Linked DNA regions of Homo sapiens: region 1 is linked to region 2. The links are chromatin loops, found by intact Hi-C in ENCODE. Cell type or tissue: heart right ventricle. All regions are shown on one strand. Each heading gives the region's core, and the rest is flanking DNA. Links, peaks and the distances in the headings are about the cores only.

Region 1 (8,349 bases), core at 126-8,125, 83 kb after region 2:
CTGACCAACATGGTAAAGCCCCATCTCTACTAAGAATACGAAAATTAGCTGGGCGTGGTGGCACGCACCTGTAGTCCCAGCTACTAGGGAGGCTGAGGCAGAAGAATCGCTTGAACCCAGGAGGCAGAGGTTGCAGTGAGCTGAGATCATGTCACTGCACTCCAGCCTGGGCGACAGAGCAAGACTCCGTCTCAAAAAAAAAAAAAAAAAAAAAGTTTTCACATTGCAACTCATCTTTAAGAAACTGCTACTTGTTGAGTTTGTGTTGTAATTTCAAAGAATATCCACAATTATTTCAAAGGCTACAAGAATACTCCTTTTTCTAGCATCATATCTGTATGAGGTCAGATTTTCTTCTTACACTTCAATAGAGTAATGCATCAGAAAAGGTGACTGCAAAAGCAGGAGAGAATTCTGCCATCTTCCATTAAGCCCTAAAGTACTAAAATGTAAAACAATGCCATTGGTCTCACAATTTTTTTTTGTGTGTGGAAAATATAGTTAACACGTCACGCATTTATCATTTTATTTTGAAAGGAATGAATAAATATATTTTAATCTCAGTTTTCACTTTGAATATGGTAAATATCTAGGTATATCCTATAGAAACAAAAGTTCTTTGGAGTCCTTAACAATTTTTAAGAATATAAAGAGGTTCTGAGACCAAAAAATTGGAACAGCAATAACAACAGATGGCCTAAGGCTTAGCATTTAATTGAAAAGAAATTAAACTTCACTAAGCATCTGTTCTTCAGTACAATCCTAAGAGTAAATAAATGATGCAGTAACATTCAGTAGCAACATTAGGATACCGTCAGACATCCAAGTGCTTCATATACATGATTCATGTGATCCTCGACAAACACATGGGGTAATGGACAATTATTATCAACCTCTTAAAGATGAAGAGACATGAGATCTAAAAGTTTGGCCAGGTAGAGAAGAAGCATAGCTGGGAATGAATCAGGTCTTACTGACTCTTGTACACACAGTCTAAACCCTGGCCCACTTTCCTGGGATGGGCATTGAGAGTCTGTAGCTTAAACTAGCATATTAAAGAAACAAAGAAGCAAACGATTCAACTGGTCTACAGTGCTTTCCCTGATCGAGGCTATCAAGAGCATAAGGCAGAATTGCCACTAGCAGAACCACATTTACTCAGCAATTTTTTATTGCCTTCTTCCTACAAATGGGCACTTACATAGGTCTGTGGATTCTGCAATGAACGAAGTACACAAAAATAGTTGCTATGATGGAGTTTACATTCTAATTAAGGATTTCCAAAGGCCTGGCTAACACAGATGGAGAAAGTTTGGGAGCCCTGCAGAACTGACAACCACACTCAGTAAGTAAGGAGTCTCACATTCACTCCCTGATTTTCATGAGGTGAACAGTCAGTCTTTCTGACCTTCCTTCTGTCCCCAACCATCTATATCATGTCCCTCTAATGTGAATGGGCTGAGTGGTTTGCATCCTTTAATATTGCTCCTTTGATTTTTCAAATCCTCTTTGAGCACTTAAAGCCCCACATTCTGGCTACCCTCCCCGCTCCCCCATGCTTACCTGTCACGAATCCCCTTAGAGTAACCATTTTCAGTCCTACGTGGTGTGTCTCTCTCTGGAAATGCAGTTTCCTTAGTGTGTCCTCATGCAGAAGACCCTGTATTTAAATGTAATTTTTATACAATCAGACCTCCTCCTGCCCCTGCACCACCCAGACACACCCTGATGTCCCACCCTTCATTCATTCATTTGTTCATTCAATATAAGTATGCTTAGAGCATAGTGTAACTGTTGCTGAAAATAGTAATTATTCTTTTTTTATACTCAAACTTCCTACCTTTGACAACCCTTCAAGGCGACTCCTGTGCTTTTTGATGCAACCACCTTTTTACTTTTACACTTGCGTTGTTCAAAGTTTTAGGTGTAAAATTCCTCTAGGCGTGGTAACACACGCCTGTGGTCTGAGTTATTCGGGAGGCTGAGGTGGAAGGATCACTTGGGCCTGGGAGGTTGAGGCTGCAGTGAGCCCTAATTGCACCAGTCTACTCCAGTCTGGGCAACAGAGCGAGACAGCAAGACCCTATCTCAAAAAAATAAAAGTAAAGTTTTAGGAGTGTATCTTTAAAATAGTGATCTGATCTAAGAATTTTCTTATGGAATAATCCATTTATGTTTGATAGGATAAGAACACAGTAATCCCACCTTATCCACAGTTTTGCTTTCTGTGGTTTCAGTCAACTGCCACCCAAAAATATTAAATGGAAACTTCCATAAATAAAAAATGTGTTAGTTTTCATTTCTTTTCTTTTCTTTTTGAGACGGAGTTTCACTCTTGTTGCCCAGGCTGGAGTGCAATGGCATCATCTCGGCTCACTGCAATATCCACCTCCCCGGTTCAAGCGATTCTCCTGCCTCAGCCTCCCAAGTAGCTACGATTAGAGGCATGTGCAACCCACCAGCTGTTTTTGTATTTTTTTTAGTAGAGACGGGGTTTCACCATGTTGATCAGGCTGTCTTGAACTTCTGACCTCAAGTGATCCGCCCGCCTTGGCCTCCCAGAGTGCTGGGATTACAGGCGTAAGCCACCGTGTCCAGCCCTTTTTTTTTAAATGCTCAAATTTTAAATTGGCTGTACTGCTCCGCCCAGGATGTGAATCATCCCTTTGTCCAGTGTATCCATGCTGTATAAGCTACCTGGCCTATACAATGCAGTCGTATAGGAAGAAACCGAGGATCCTGGAATGTATCCCCATGGATAATGGGGGGATCACTACTTATTTCTACCTAATTTCTTACAATCTTTGTGTGTTTTTAACTTTTCCAGCCTTCTGTTAGAATGGTTGCCTTTTATTTTCTCCCCCTCTCAAATGGTATGTAAGTTATATGCAAGATTTAAAGTTACATTATTTTTATTTCTTTATTCTTTGTTTAGAGATGGTATTCACTCTGTCACCCAAGCTGGACTGCAGTGGTGCCATCATGGCTCACTGCAGCCTTGACCTCCTGGGCTAGAATGATTCTCTCACTTCAGCCTCCCCAGTAGCTGGGACTACAGATATGCACCACCACCCCCAGCTAATTAAAAAAAATTTTTTTTTGTAAAGATGGGGTGTTGCTAGGTTGCCCAGGCTGGTCTAGAACTCCTGGGCCCAAGTGATCCTCCTGCCTTGGCCCCCCAAAATGCTGGGATTACAGGCATGAATCACTACGTCCAGCCTAAGTTTGCTTTTATGTTCCTAAAAGTGGTCATTATTATTTTTGTCATAAATATTTATTTAGATTTAACCATATGTTTATCAAGTACTTTGATCATCATTGCTTCTTTCATCCTCTTTCTTTTGGGCACAGTTTTATTTTTTCTGATGTAGAATCAAAAATAGTTCTTTTAACTGTAAACATTTTCAAACTTTCTTTGTCTAAAATATCTTTATTACGTTATCATTCTTGCATAATAGGTTAGGTGAGTACAGAAGCCATTTATTTGAGAAGTCTGCTAACATCCAAACTTTTATTCCTTTGCAGGTAATTGTTCTCTACTCTCTAGTTGCTTTTATTTTATTTTATTTTATTTTTCTAAGATGGAGTCTTGCTCTGTCACCCAGGCTGGAGTGCAGTGGCACAATCTCGGCTCACTGCAACCTCTGCCTCCCAGGTTCAAGCAATTCTCCTGCCTCAGCCTCCTGACTAGCTGAGATTACAGGCGCTAGCCACCATGTCCCAGCTATATATATACACACATATATATACACATATATATATATATATGTGTGTATATATATATATACACAAAATACAAAAAATACATATATATATACACACATATATATGTGTGTGTGTATATATATATATATATATATGTATTTTTTGTATTTTTTTAGTAGAGACGGGGTTTTACCATGTTGGCCAGGCTGGCCTCAAACTACTGATCTCGTGATCCGCCTGCCACGGCCTCCTAAAGTGCTGAGATTATAGGCATGAGCCACTGTGCCTGGCCTCTAGTTGCTTTTAAAAGATGTGCACTTTGTCCAGAGTGTCTCAGCCTCCCGAATAGCTGGGAGGCATACAGGCGCCCGCCACCGTGCCCAGCTAATTTTAGTATTTTTAGTAGAGACAGGGTTTCAGCATATTGGTCAGGCTGGTCTCAAACTCCTGACCTCAAGTGATCCTCCCATCTTGGCCTCCCAAAGTGTTGGAATTACAGGCGTGAGCCACCATGCCCAGCCTCTCCTGAACTTTCAGAGCTGCAGCTTGTTTAGCCATAATGCCAGAGTCTGATATGTATCTTTTATCACTGTGGCTGATACTTTTTCTTGACGTTAAATTTTGTTTTTTCTGTAGTACTGTGCCCACTCAGCCCTGCCACCATCTCCCTCAAAATGACTGGTCTTACTTATTCATCTGTTTATTTGTTTTTTAAATTTATTCATTCATTGATGACTTATTAATTGAGCACCTACTGGTAACAAGCACTATTCTGGGACTAAGCAGAGTGGAAGGGGTCTCCAATTATGACTATAACACAGTTGTCTCTTGCTTCCCACTTTGGTAGTACTATCAGCTTGCTAGCCTACACTTCTCTGGACCAGGGAGGGGGCTCTGACCCTTGATCCTTCCTGCTGCTCTGCCAGCTGGCCCAGAGGGCACAAGTCTTAGACTAATGTATCAGATCTAGAAACAAAACATGAAAGCTGTTGATCTGCATCCTACCAAAGAAAGAAGATTCACTCTTGTTGCCCAGGCTGGAGTGCAATAGCGTGATCTAGGCTCGCTGCAACCTCCCGGTTCAAGCGATTCTTCTGCCTCAGCCTCCCTAGTAGCTGGGACTACAGGCGCCTGCCACCACGCCTGGCTAATTTTTGTATTTTTAGTAGAGATGGGGTTTACCACGTTGACCAGGCTGGTCTTGAACTCCCGATCTCAGGTGATCCGCCCCCCTCAGCCTCCCAAAGTGCTGGGAATTACAGGCATGAGCCACCGCGCCCAGCAATGCCTAAATCTTTTGGCATTAAAAGATTTAGTCATTTTTGGCCGGGCATGGTGGCTCACGCCTGTAATCCCAGCACTTTGGGACGCTGAGGCGGGCAGATCACGAGGTCAGGAGATCGACACCATCCTGGCCAACATGGTGAAACCCCGTCTCTACTAAATACAAAAAATTAGCCGGGCGTGGTGGTGGGCGCCTATAGTCCCAGCTACTCGGGAGGCTGAGGCAGGGGAATCGCTTGAACCTGGGAGGCGGAGGTTGCAGTGAGCCGAGATTGTGCCACTGCACTCCAGCCTGGTGACAAAGTGAGACTCTGTCTCAAAAAAAAAAAAAAAAAAAAAAAAAGATTTAGGCATTAAAGGATTGATCCAAGAAATGGGACAATAATTGACAGATGTTGCAGAAAGAGCTAACACAGTAGCTACAGAGAAACCTCACAATTTAACCCAATATCTGTCTCAAAATCTCTATCTTATTCTTTTCAGCAGTATCTCACTCCTTTTTTTTTTTTTTATGAGACAGGTCTCCCCTGAAGACACTGCTGGTGTGATCATAGCTCACTGCAGCCTCAAACTCCAGTGCTCAAGTAATCCTCAAGTAAGCCTCTTGAGTAGCTGGGACTACAGATGCATGACACCACACCTATTATTATTATTATTATTATTATTATTATTATTATTATTATTTTGTAGAGATGGGATTTCCCTATGTTGCTTAGGCTTGGCTTCAAGAGATACTCCCAGGCTGGGCACGGTGGCTCATGCCTGTAATCCCAGTACTTTGGGAGGCCGAGGCGGGTGGATCATCTGAGGTTGGGTTTCAAGACCAGCCTGTCCAACATGGCAAAACCCCATCTCTACTAAAAATATGAAAATTAGCCAGGCCCAGTGGTGCGTGCCTGTAGTCCCAGCTAATACTACTCGGGAGGTGGAGGTGGGAGAATCGCTTGAACCAGGGAGGCAGAGGTTGCAGTGAGCCAAGATCAGGCCACTGAACTCCATCCTGGGCAAGGGACTGAGACTCCATGTCAAAAAAGAAAAGAGAGAGATGATCCTCCCACCTCAGCCACCCAAAGTGCTGGGATTATAGGCATGAGCCATCGTGTCCAGCCAACTTTCATTTATTTATGCATTTTTGAGACAGGATCTTGCTCTGTTGACCAGGCTGGAGTGCAGTGGCATGATCATAGCTCACTGCAGCCTTGACCTCCCAGACTCAAATGATCCTCCCACTCTAGACTCCAGAGTTGCTGGGACCATAGGTGTGAACCACTGCGCCCAGCCCCTCAGCCAACTTCTTAAATGTCTCTTGGTTATCTATGCCTACCAAATTCTCTTATTCCTGTCAGTCTGTTGCACTCCTATCCATCTCCTCCTTCCTCCTTCCCTCCCTTTCTCCTCTATTTCTCCTCTTTTACCCTTCCTCTCTCTAAATCTCTTTCAAAACTCAATTTCTCAGCCAGGCACGGTGGCTCATGCCTGTAATCCCAGCACTTGGGGAGGCAGAGGCGGGTGAATCACTTGAAGTCAGGAGTTCCAGAGAAGCCTGGCCAACATGTTGAAACTCCGTCTCTACTAAAAATATAAAAATTAGCTAGGCGCAGGGGTGCATGCCTGTAATCCTAGCTACTCGGGAGGCTGAGGCGGGAGGATTGCTTGAGGCTGGGAGGCAGAGGTTGCAGTAAGCTGAGATTGAGCCACTGCATTCCAGCCTGGGTGAGAGAACAAGACTCCATCTCAAAGAAAAAAAAAAAGGAAAATATACTGAAACAAAAAGGCCAATAAAGAAAAACCAAAATTAAAGAGAGAAGGAAGCAAACTATTAACAGGGTTTCTTAAGGGATTGGGATTCCCTTGAACAGACGCATAGTTCATTATTGTCATTTTTTTTTATAAGAATGAGAAAAAGACTGCGCGCAGTGGCTCACGCCTATAATCCCAACACTTTGGGAGTCCGAGGCAGGAGAATCACTTGAGCCCAGTAATTTGAGACTAGCCTGTGCAACATAGCCAGACCCTGTCTCTATTTAATTATTTTTTAATGAGAAAAAAATGAAAATTTAAAATAAATCAGATTTGCTGAACTCTTTCTGCATCTCTTCCCCATTTTCAGCCTGTTTATGTGCTGAGCTTTACCTTGAGTGGACCTAGGGTAGGGACAAGCCCAGCTTTGCCCTCAGGCAGCTCCTCCTTTCTTTTCTCTACCCTTCTGTTTTCCTAACTAGTGGGAAATGCAGATTCCTTTCTTGCAGATAGAAGCCAGTGTGTGAAGAGGTAAGACTGTAGGAGTGCCCTGTAGCACAAAGGGGAGAGAATGTCCTAGGTGAGAGCACCCCAGAAGACAGCAAAGATTCCCAGCTTCAGCAATGAGCCAGGAGAGAACTGTCAGCAGAGGTAGAAGCCCATGGCTTGTGTTGAAAGGGAGGGAAATTGTCTGGAAGGAGCCTTAGGGGCCTGCCCTTAATCTCCACTCCCACCCTGAGGGAAGATCCTGTGCAGCTATGTGGCATAGATTATGGTTGTTGGGGATATTGTGTCTTCATTCCAGTAAACCCATTTATTCATCCTAAAAGACTAGTGCCCTTGGGACAAGACCCTTATTCCAGGAGCTGGTCTTGTTTCTGAAAGTCTGATTGGCTCATTCTTTCTTATCCCCAGGTTGCTTCTTCTCCAGCTCGCCCTCCTCTGAGCTTGGCAGGGCCTAAGACTCCTCCCTAACTCCTGCCTGCCAGTGTCCTTGTTCAAACGTGAAGAGCTAAAAGAAGGCAAAGATGTAAATAAAACTTAGGCAGTTTCCCCAGAAGTAAAAGTATCTGCAAGATGAGGAGAAGGACAGAAAAGGAAGGATAAGGAGAGTGAGAAAATGTAGAAAACAGTGAGAATGGGCCCTGGAGCCAGAATATATGCATCTAGGCTCCACTATTTACTAGATGTGTGGCCTTGGGCATTTTTTTTTTTTTTTTTTTCAGACAGAGTCTCGCTCTGTCTCCCAGGCTGGAGTGCAGTAGCACAATCTCGGCTCACTGCAAGCTCCGCCTCCTGGCTTCACGCCATTCTCCTGCCTTACCCTCCCGAGTAGCTGGGACTAGCGCCCGCCACCGCGCCCGGCTAATGTTTTGCATTTTTAGTAGAGATGGGGTTTCACCATGTTAGCCAGGATGGTCTCAATCTCCTGACCTCGTGATCCGCCTGTCTCGGAATCCCAAAGTGCTGGGATTACAGGCGTGAGCCACCACGCCCGGCCAACCCTGGGCATGTTACCTAACCTTTTGGGGTGGTTCTGAGGTTGTCAACCCAAGTAACAAATGGAAAGAGGCCCTCTAAAAGGAAAAGATATAAATCTGGGAATAGAGCATTGCAAAG
Region 2 (8,349 bases), core at 322-8,321:
TGACTACATGTGATGGGTCTCAGTCAAAATACAGGTGCACAACAGTTTTTTCAGCGTCCCCAAGGGAAAAATAAAGTTACCTTCATTTATTTAGTTCTTCTTTAATACCTTCCTTAATATAGTGTATATGACACATAAATGAATTTCCTGTTTACACATGGGTCTCGTCCCCAAGATATCTCATTATGTATATGCAAATATTCCAAAACCTGAAAAAATCCTGAATCCAAAACACTTCTGGTCCCAAGCGTTTGGGATGAGGGATAGTCAACCTGTAGTAATTTGAATTCGGCTCAGTCTGACTCCATGGGCTGAAATCTTAACCAATATATTGTTTTTGTCTAATAAACATAATATCGTCATGTCCGTAATTCTTTTGTTGAAATGAAATGCAAATTCCCATGAACTAAGCTATTGCCAATTCCCTAAGGCTGCTTGCTATTCTGTTTACAGTGACAAAGTACTTGATAAGTTGGCCTTAATAATACTACAATCACTTCATAAACAAACCTCTTTATGAGTGCCCAAAGTCTCTTTCATTTAAGGTTTTCTTCACTTTATTATTTTTCAAAAATTAACTTTGTTTTTTTTGAGACGGAGTTTCGCTCTGTCATCCAGGCTGGAGTGCAGTGGTACGATCTCGGCTCACTGAAACCTCCGCCTCTGCCTCCCAGCTTCAAGTGATTCTCCTACCTCAGCTTCCCGAGTAGCTGGGATTACAGGCATGTGCCACCTTGCCCAGCTAATTTGTGTATTTTTAGTAGAGACGGGGTTTAACCATGTTGGCCAGACTGGTCTTGAACTCCTGACCTCAAGTGATCCGCCTGCCTCGGCCTCCTACAGTGCTGGGATTACAGGTGTAAGCCACCATTGCCCAGGCAAAAATTAAATTTATTGATACCTAATCATTATAAGCAAATAGTTCAATGAGTTTTGACTATATATATATAATATAACCACCAATGCAATCAAGATATAGAATATATCTATTACCATGAAAATTTCCCTGCACCTCTTTGCAGTCAATACACCCCATACTGATCTTTTTGTCACTATAGATTAGTTTTGTCTGGCATAGAATTTCATGCAAACAGAATAATATAGAATGTATTGTTTTGTGTTGTCTTCTTTCAGCATAATGTTTTCCAGATTTATCCATGGTGTTGTGTATATAAGTCTTTTGTTCTTTTATATTGTCATGTAGTGTCCCATTGTATGGATATGTCACAGTTTTATTATTCATTATCCTGTCAATAGCCATTTGGATTATTGACAATTTGGATCTATTACAAATGAAACTGTCATGGGCATTTGGGTACAAATCTTTTTGTTGACATATCCTTATTTCTCTTGGAAAATTGCCAGGAGTAGAATTGCTGAGTCATATAATAAGTGTATGTTAAACATTTTGAGAGACTCTCAAACTCTTTTCCAAAGGGAATTTACCCTCTTTCATTCCTACCAGTAATGTGTGGGTTTCAGATGCTCCACATTTTTGTCAACATTTGTTATTGTTAGTATTTTTAAATTTAGCTGGGTGCAGTGGCTCATGCCTGTAATCCCAGCACTTTAGGAGGCCAAGGCAGGAGGATGACTTGAGCCCAGGAGTTCAAGACCATCTGGACAATGTGGAGAGATTCAGAGTCTACAAAAAAATTAAAAATTGGCTGGCTGTGGTCTGAGCTATTCAGGAGGCTGAGGCAGGAGAAGCACTTGAGCCCAGGGGGTTGAGGCTGCAGTGAGCCATGTTTGCCCCACTGCACTCCAGCCTGGGTGACAGACTGAGATCCTCTCTAAAAGACAAACAAAACAAAACAACAACAACAACAACAAAACCAACTTAACCACTCTTTTAAGTTAATTTGAATTTCTCTGATGACCAGTTTTATTGAGTATATTTTCATTTGCCATTCATATATCTTCATATATCTTCTTTATGAAGTATCTGTTCACATCTTTTTCTCACTTTTAAAGTGAGTTGTTTGTCTTTTTATTAAGTTGCTGAAAGTTCTTTATATATTCTGGATGTAAGTCTTTTGTGAAATATGTGTTTTACAAGTGTATTCTCCCAGAACATAACTTGCTTTTTCACTTTATTGATTGATTGATTGATTATTTATTGATTGATTGCTCTGTTGCCCAGGCTGGAGTGCAGTGACATGATCTCAGCTCACTGCAACCTCTGCCTCCTGGGTTCAAGCGATTCTGCTGCTTCAGCCTCCTGAGTAGCTGGGACTCAGGCGCCCACCACCAAGCCCAGCTAATTTTTGTATTTTTGGTAGAGACGGGGTTTCACCATAGTGGCTAGGCTGGTCTTGAGCTCCTGACCTTGTGATCCACCCGCCTTGACCTCCCAAAGTGCTGAGATTACAGGCGTGAGCCACCACACCTGGCCACTTTTTCATTTTATTAATGGCATCTTTTTAAGAGCAAAAGATCTTAATCCTGATGATGTCTAATTTATTGAAAAAAAATTTATGGGGCTAATGCTTTATGTGTCTAAGAAATATTTACCTACCCCAAAGTTGTGAAGACTTTCTTTGATGTTTTGTCCTAAAGGACTGACAGTTTTAGCTTTTACATTTAAGTCTATGACCCATTTCAAGTAGACTTTTCTGTGCAGTGTGAGGTCAAGATTGAGGTTCATTTTTCTCCATGTGATTATTTAGTTGTTCAACAATATTAAAAGAGTATTCTGTTCCCATTGACTTACCTGGCATCTTTGACCACATACATGTGGGTCTATTTCTGGACTCTATTCTGTTCTGTTGATCTATTTTCTACCCTGACAGCATACCATACTGCACTGATTATTGTAGCTTTATAAGTCAAGAAATTATGTAGTCCTCAACTTTGCTCTCCTTAAAAAAAAAAAAAGAAACAAAAGATTTTACTATTCCAGGACTTTACATTTTCACATAAATTTTATAATTCACTAGTCAATTCCTACAAGAATGCCTGTTCAGATTTTGATTGGGATTGCATTGAATCTATAGATCATTTTAGGGAGAACTGACATCTTAATGATATTGAGTTTTCCAATCCATGAACATGGGATATCTCTCCATTTATTTAGATCTTCTTTAATATTTTCAGAAATATTTTTTAGTGTTTAGGTCTTGCACATACTTTGTTAAGTTTATCCTAAAATGTTTCATGTTATTTCATGTATTTATATTTAACTTCCAGTTTCCAAATGTTTATGGCCAGTATGTAAAAATACAATTGATTTTGATATAATGACCTTGTATCCTGTGACCTAGCCAAATGCACAATGCTTTAGTAGCTTTTTTTGTGTGAATTCTTTAGGATTTTCTACATACATGATCAGGTCATCTGTGAATAAAAACCTTATATTCTGAGTCACTCACATTTGTGCTTTTAGTTTTGTAATAAAAAACAAACACAGATTGAGGAATGAGTCATCTTTGAGGTGCTACATTTTGCTTGGTTCACATAAACTGCATTGCTTTATCAATACAAAGTCTTTTAAAACTTAAATTGGATATCTGAGAGTTAATATGTCAAAAGTTTCTTAGGCACAACACAGCATATTGAATTGGAATTTTTTGTTTTCCTCTCTATCTCTTCTAGCTGTCCTCTATCTCCATACATAAAACATTTTTGTGTCCTCAGAGCCTAACAGTACCTCACACTTAAAAGTTGTTTAGTTAATAGTTATAAAATGAAGGAATGATGTGATTAAGACCTGTTTAGGCCAGGCGTGGTGGCTCACGCCTGTAATCCCAGCACTTTGGGAGGCCAAGGCAAGAGGATCACTTGAGGTCAGGAGTTTGAGACCAGCCTGGCCAACATGGTGAAACCCTGTCTCTACTAAAAATACAAAATCTAGCGGGGCATGACATGCATGCCTGTAATCCCAGCTACTCTGGAGGCTGAGGCAAGAGAATCACTTGAACCCGGGAGGCGGAGATTACAGTGAGCTGAGATCATACCACTGCACTCCAGCCTGGGCGACAGAGCAAGATTCTGTCTCAATAATAATAATAATAATAAAGACCTGTTTAGAATGACTTCCACTATAACCTAAAGAAGTCTGTTTTCTTTGGGCCTCAACAATTTCATTCAAATTATATCATTGGTATGATCCCCTGACTAGTTTTTCTGTTATCCTTTAGATGAATATTTCTGAGTATCATTTTCTAATCCCTTTTAAAAACTTGTTTTAACTATAATATAGTTATAACCCATTTAACAATTATTATATTCATTAAAAAATTGCAGATTTTTTCCATTTGAAAGTAAATTTTGGCCCCATTTTCTTGATCTTTCATCTGAATACTTCAGTTGGAAGATATTGGGCAGGCATTTACATGTCCTTGGTACTAGTAGCTTATGACACAGTGTTGGTGTTGAACTGACAACACAAGATCTCTGCTTTCAACGCTGCCAGAGAGTTTAGAGGAGGCATGGGAACAGGGGGTTCTTCCAGCACTTGGCTTAATTTCATCTGGTTCATAGCCAGCTTTCTAAAATTAACTGCGGCTAAAGCTGAGAAGGCTTTTTAAAAAGACCTTTGGTAGAATTATCCACTAAAGGCCACCAGATGGATCTATTCTTCCTTAAAAGAAGACAATTTCTGCTGTGAGACAGCCATTCTACGTATAACCAATGTGTCTGGTTGTCCTGCGCTGGTAAAGTCCCAGCTCACCATCTAACATCACTATCTTAATACCCTAAACCCTCATTGCTTGCTGCAGAAAGTCAAATTTCTTATTTAGGGTTCTCTTGCCCAAATGTTTCCAAGAATCCCCGGATCCTTATATGTGTCCAAATAACAGATCTGATTGTCACGTGGGGCTGAGCTATCACTTCATATCCTCAAGCCAAAGAGGTTGGCCAAGATGGCTTTCTGCCCTCTTAATTGTTGCAGTCACCTTCATGGTAAAGATGGAAGTGGGTGTGAAGTAAGAAAGATAATGCCTTTTTTGGTGGTACTTTCTCTTAGGGATAGAGGTGTCCCTTCAAATCAAGATAATTTGAGGCTTAAAGTGTTATAGCAATAACTGTGAGTGGATTTTCTTAGTTAGTTTTCATTAGTCCTTAGTTTTCTCAGGTATTATCAGCCTGGGGGGAAGGGGCAGAAGATCTTAATTCATGACCAAAAAGCATAAAAAATACCACTAATGTTTACATAAATTTCCCCAGTTCTGTGTTTTTATAAGCATTATATTTAATGACTTCCTAGTACACTAGTGAAAGGTAGTATTTCAATTTATTTAACTATTATCCAACCATTGGTCATATAGATTGTTTCTTAGTTATTGCTATTATATACGATGCTTCAATGAGTATCATTTAGACATTAAGGACATTAAGCTTTGCCATATTTAAAATCATTTCCCTGGTGTAGACTGCTAAAACTAGAATGTGTAGGTCCAATGGTATGTGAATATTTTTCTGCTTTTTGAGACACATCCTCTAATTGATAGAAAGCAGATCCATTCAGAAAAGAAAATAACTTTCCAGTTATCAGAATATAGGTACCATTGTCCTCTAATATTTAAGAACATGAAAAATGGGACTAAAGATCAGAAGGTTATTTTAGTGAGCAAATAACAGACTAGAGGAAATATTATTGGCCTATGGAGAGTTTAAATCAGGCTATGGTATGCAGGCCAGACTGATCTTTTACTTCCAGACCCATCACTAGTATATTTTGGGGGCCCAGGTTATTACTGAAAGTAAACAGGACAGACTTCAAGGCTTCCATTTTTCTGGGAAGATGGGTTTCTTGATCTCCCTAGGATAGATGAGCCTTGGTCATGTGGTTTCTTCCAGCATCCACCAGCTGAGGAACAAAGTATCAGAGGAGCATGATGTTCTCAGGAAGAAAGAGATGGAGTCAGGGCCCAAAGCATCCCATGGCTATGGAGGTCGGTTTGGAGTAGAAAGAGACCGAATGGACAAGGTAAGTTGAAAGGGAAAGATTTGCTTTAAAAAAATACAAGCCGGGTGCGGTGGCTCACGCCTGTAATCCCAGCACTTTGGAAGGCCAAGGTGGGTGGATCATGAGGTTAGGAGATCGAGACCATCCTGGCTAACACGGTGAAACCCCATCTCTACTAAAAATACAAAAAATTAGCCGTGCGTCGTGGTGGGTGCCTGTAGTCCCAGCTACTCAGGAGGCTGAGGCAGGAGAATGGCGTGAACCTGGGAGGCAGAGCTTGCAGTGAGCCGAGATCATGCCACTGCACTCCAGCCTGGGAGACAGAGCGAGACTCTGTCTCAAAAAAAAAAAAAATAAATAAAATAAATAAATAATACATTAAAAAATTGATATATATACTTATATATTTTGTAAATATGTATAATTATATACTTATATATAATTATATACCTCTATAATAAGAGCCAACTATATATAAGTATATATAATTGACTCTATAATAAATAATTGGCTCTATAATAATTGGCTATAAAATAATTGGCTCTATAAGAGCCAATTATATGTAAGTATATAATTATATAAGTATATATTTATTATATATACTTATATATTTTATATATGTTATAAATATAATATAATGTATATTATATTTTATATATTATATATAAGTGTATATATATTATAAGTATATATAATATAATATATACTTATAATATATAATATATAATAAGTATATATATTAATATATATTATATATATTAATATATGTAATAAATATATATTAATATATATAATATATACTTATATACTTATATATAACAGATACTATATATAAGTATATATAATATATAATATATCTATATTATATATTATATATCATATATAATATATAATCTACATTATTAATACATTATATTACATATTATTACTATGTAATATATTACATAGTAATATATTACATAGTAATAATATGTAATATAATGTAATATATTATATACTATAATTAATATATAATATATATTATATTATATAAGTATATAAAATATAATACATAAAATATAATATATATTATATATTTTTATTTATAAATATATATAAAATATATATAAATATATAAAATATATAAAAATATAAATAATATATTTAATATTATATTATTATATATTAATTATAAGATATATTATATATATACTTATATATAGTATCTGTTATATATAAGTATATATTATATATAAGTATATAATTAATATATTATATATTAATACAAGTATATAATTAATATATTATATATTAATACATTATATATTATATACTTATATAATTATTTATAAATATATTTATAAATATATATTATTAATATATGTTACATAATTATAAGTAAATGTAAATATATAAATTTATATTATGTATATTTTAATATATTATAATTATATGATATAACATATTTATATTATAAATATATAGTTTATTCATAAATATATAGTATATAATATTTAAGTATATTTAAAAATTTTGCTAAAACACCCAGATACTTTTGTTCTAGATCAAAATATATATTTTTTGACTCATTCATTGGTTCATGAGTTAAAACTCATTCAAAAGTACAGTAGTCATTTGGTCTAAAATATAATGTCCACATATTATTTGTATCAAATTTTTCTGATCTCAACACATAAGATATACATGGCAGAAAATAAGAACCAAGATATTAGAACTGCTGGCCTGTTGTAGCCCCAACCACATTGTAACTCCTAGACCAAGAAGACAGGGAGCACAAGTGGAGAAGGAAAAAATATGTTTTAAAATTATTTGCTGCATTTAAATGTTTATGTATTATGTCTATGTTGCAACTTCTCTTTATTATTTTATTTACTGTGTATTTAGTGATTTTTTTTGTATACATGTCCTACATTACATGGTGTATAAAGCTCAGAGTTCACTTCTGAACTTTGATGGCCATACAGGAGCAAAGATCTAGAACAAAATCATTGGCTCTCCTAGTGAAATATTCCATCCCGGCTATGGCGTCCGGTCAGTCCCCTTGGTCTCTCCTCCACACTACCCCACACTACACTCTGTTCTGCTGCACAATGCTCTTGTTTCAGCTCTTTTTGTTTCTGGTTTAAACACTGCTCTGTCTACCTTGTCTCTATCCCCTGGTTCCCAGCCCATCCTATGGGAGTGTTCAGAATGAAGGATTCCTAATGGTATTAGAGAAGAACAGGGATGAGCAGGTCTCCAGAAAAAGTCATCTTGCTCTCCCATCGCGTATTCCTTGGCACCACTGTCAGAGGCTATAGATCTGACCCAGAATGGAATTTCTTACATGCCTACATCCCACTCCATATCTGTATTTATTTTTTTAAGGTCATTTTTATCTTTTCACTCACTCCATCCTTGATTTTTCTCAGAGTGCAGTGGGCCATGAGTATGTTGCC

The links. A loop is a pair of places that touch in the nucleus more often than their neighbours do. Peaks named below come from ENCODE experiments on the same cell type or tissue, not always from the same donor. Only the 100,000 strongest peaks of a DNase experiment are listed, where the experiment ranks them.
Region 1: a loop joins it to region 2, with 2.1 times the contacts of the local background. A loop is called at or near these places in 5 of 110 quality-filtered maps.

What each region holds. Positions count from the first base shown.
Region 1 is chr3:121,561,228-121,569,576 of GRCh38, reverse strand. It overlaps ARGFX (arginine-fifty homeobox), which reads right to left and starts at 1,628. Exons shown (of 5, transcript NM_001012659.2): 1 at 1,564-1,628. RefSeq lists an enhancer at 7,858-8,349. In heart right ventricle, for the core only: no CTCF peak of the experiment used is centred there; no DNase peak of the experiment used is centred there.
Region 2 is chr3:121,644,902-121,653,250 of GRCh38, reverse strand. HCLS1 (hematopoietic cell-specific Lyn substrate 1) reads left to right here. Exons shown (of 14, transcript NM_005335.6): 4 at 5,803-5,932; 5 at 8,323-8,349. Among named protein-coding and RNA genes, the nearest start is that of HCLS1, 12 kb to the left of the region's middle. In heart right ventricle, for the core only: a CTCF peak has its summit at 4,555 (motif pointing right); no DNase peak of the experiment used is centred there; H3K27ac peaks cover 1,927 bases.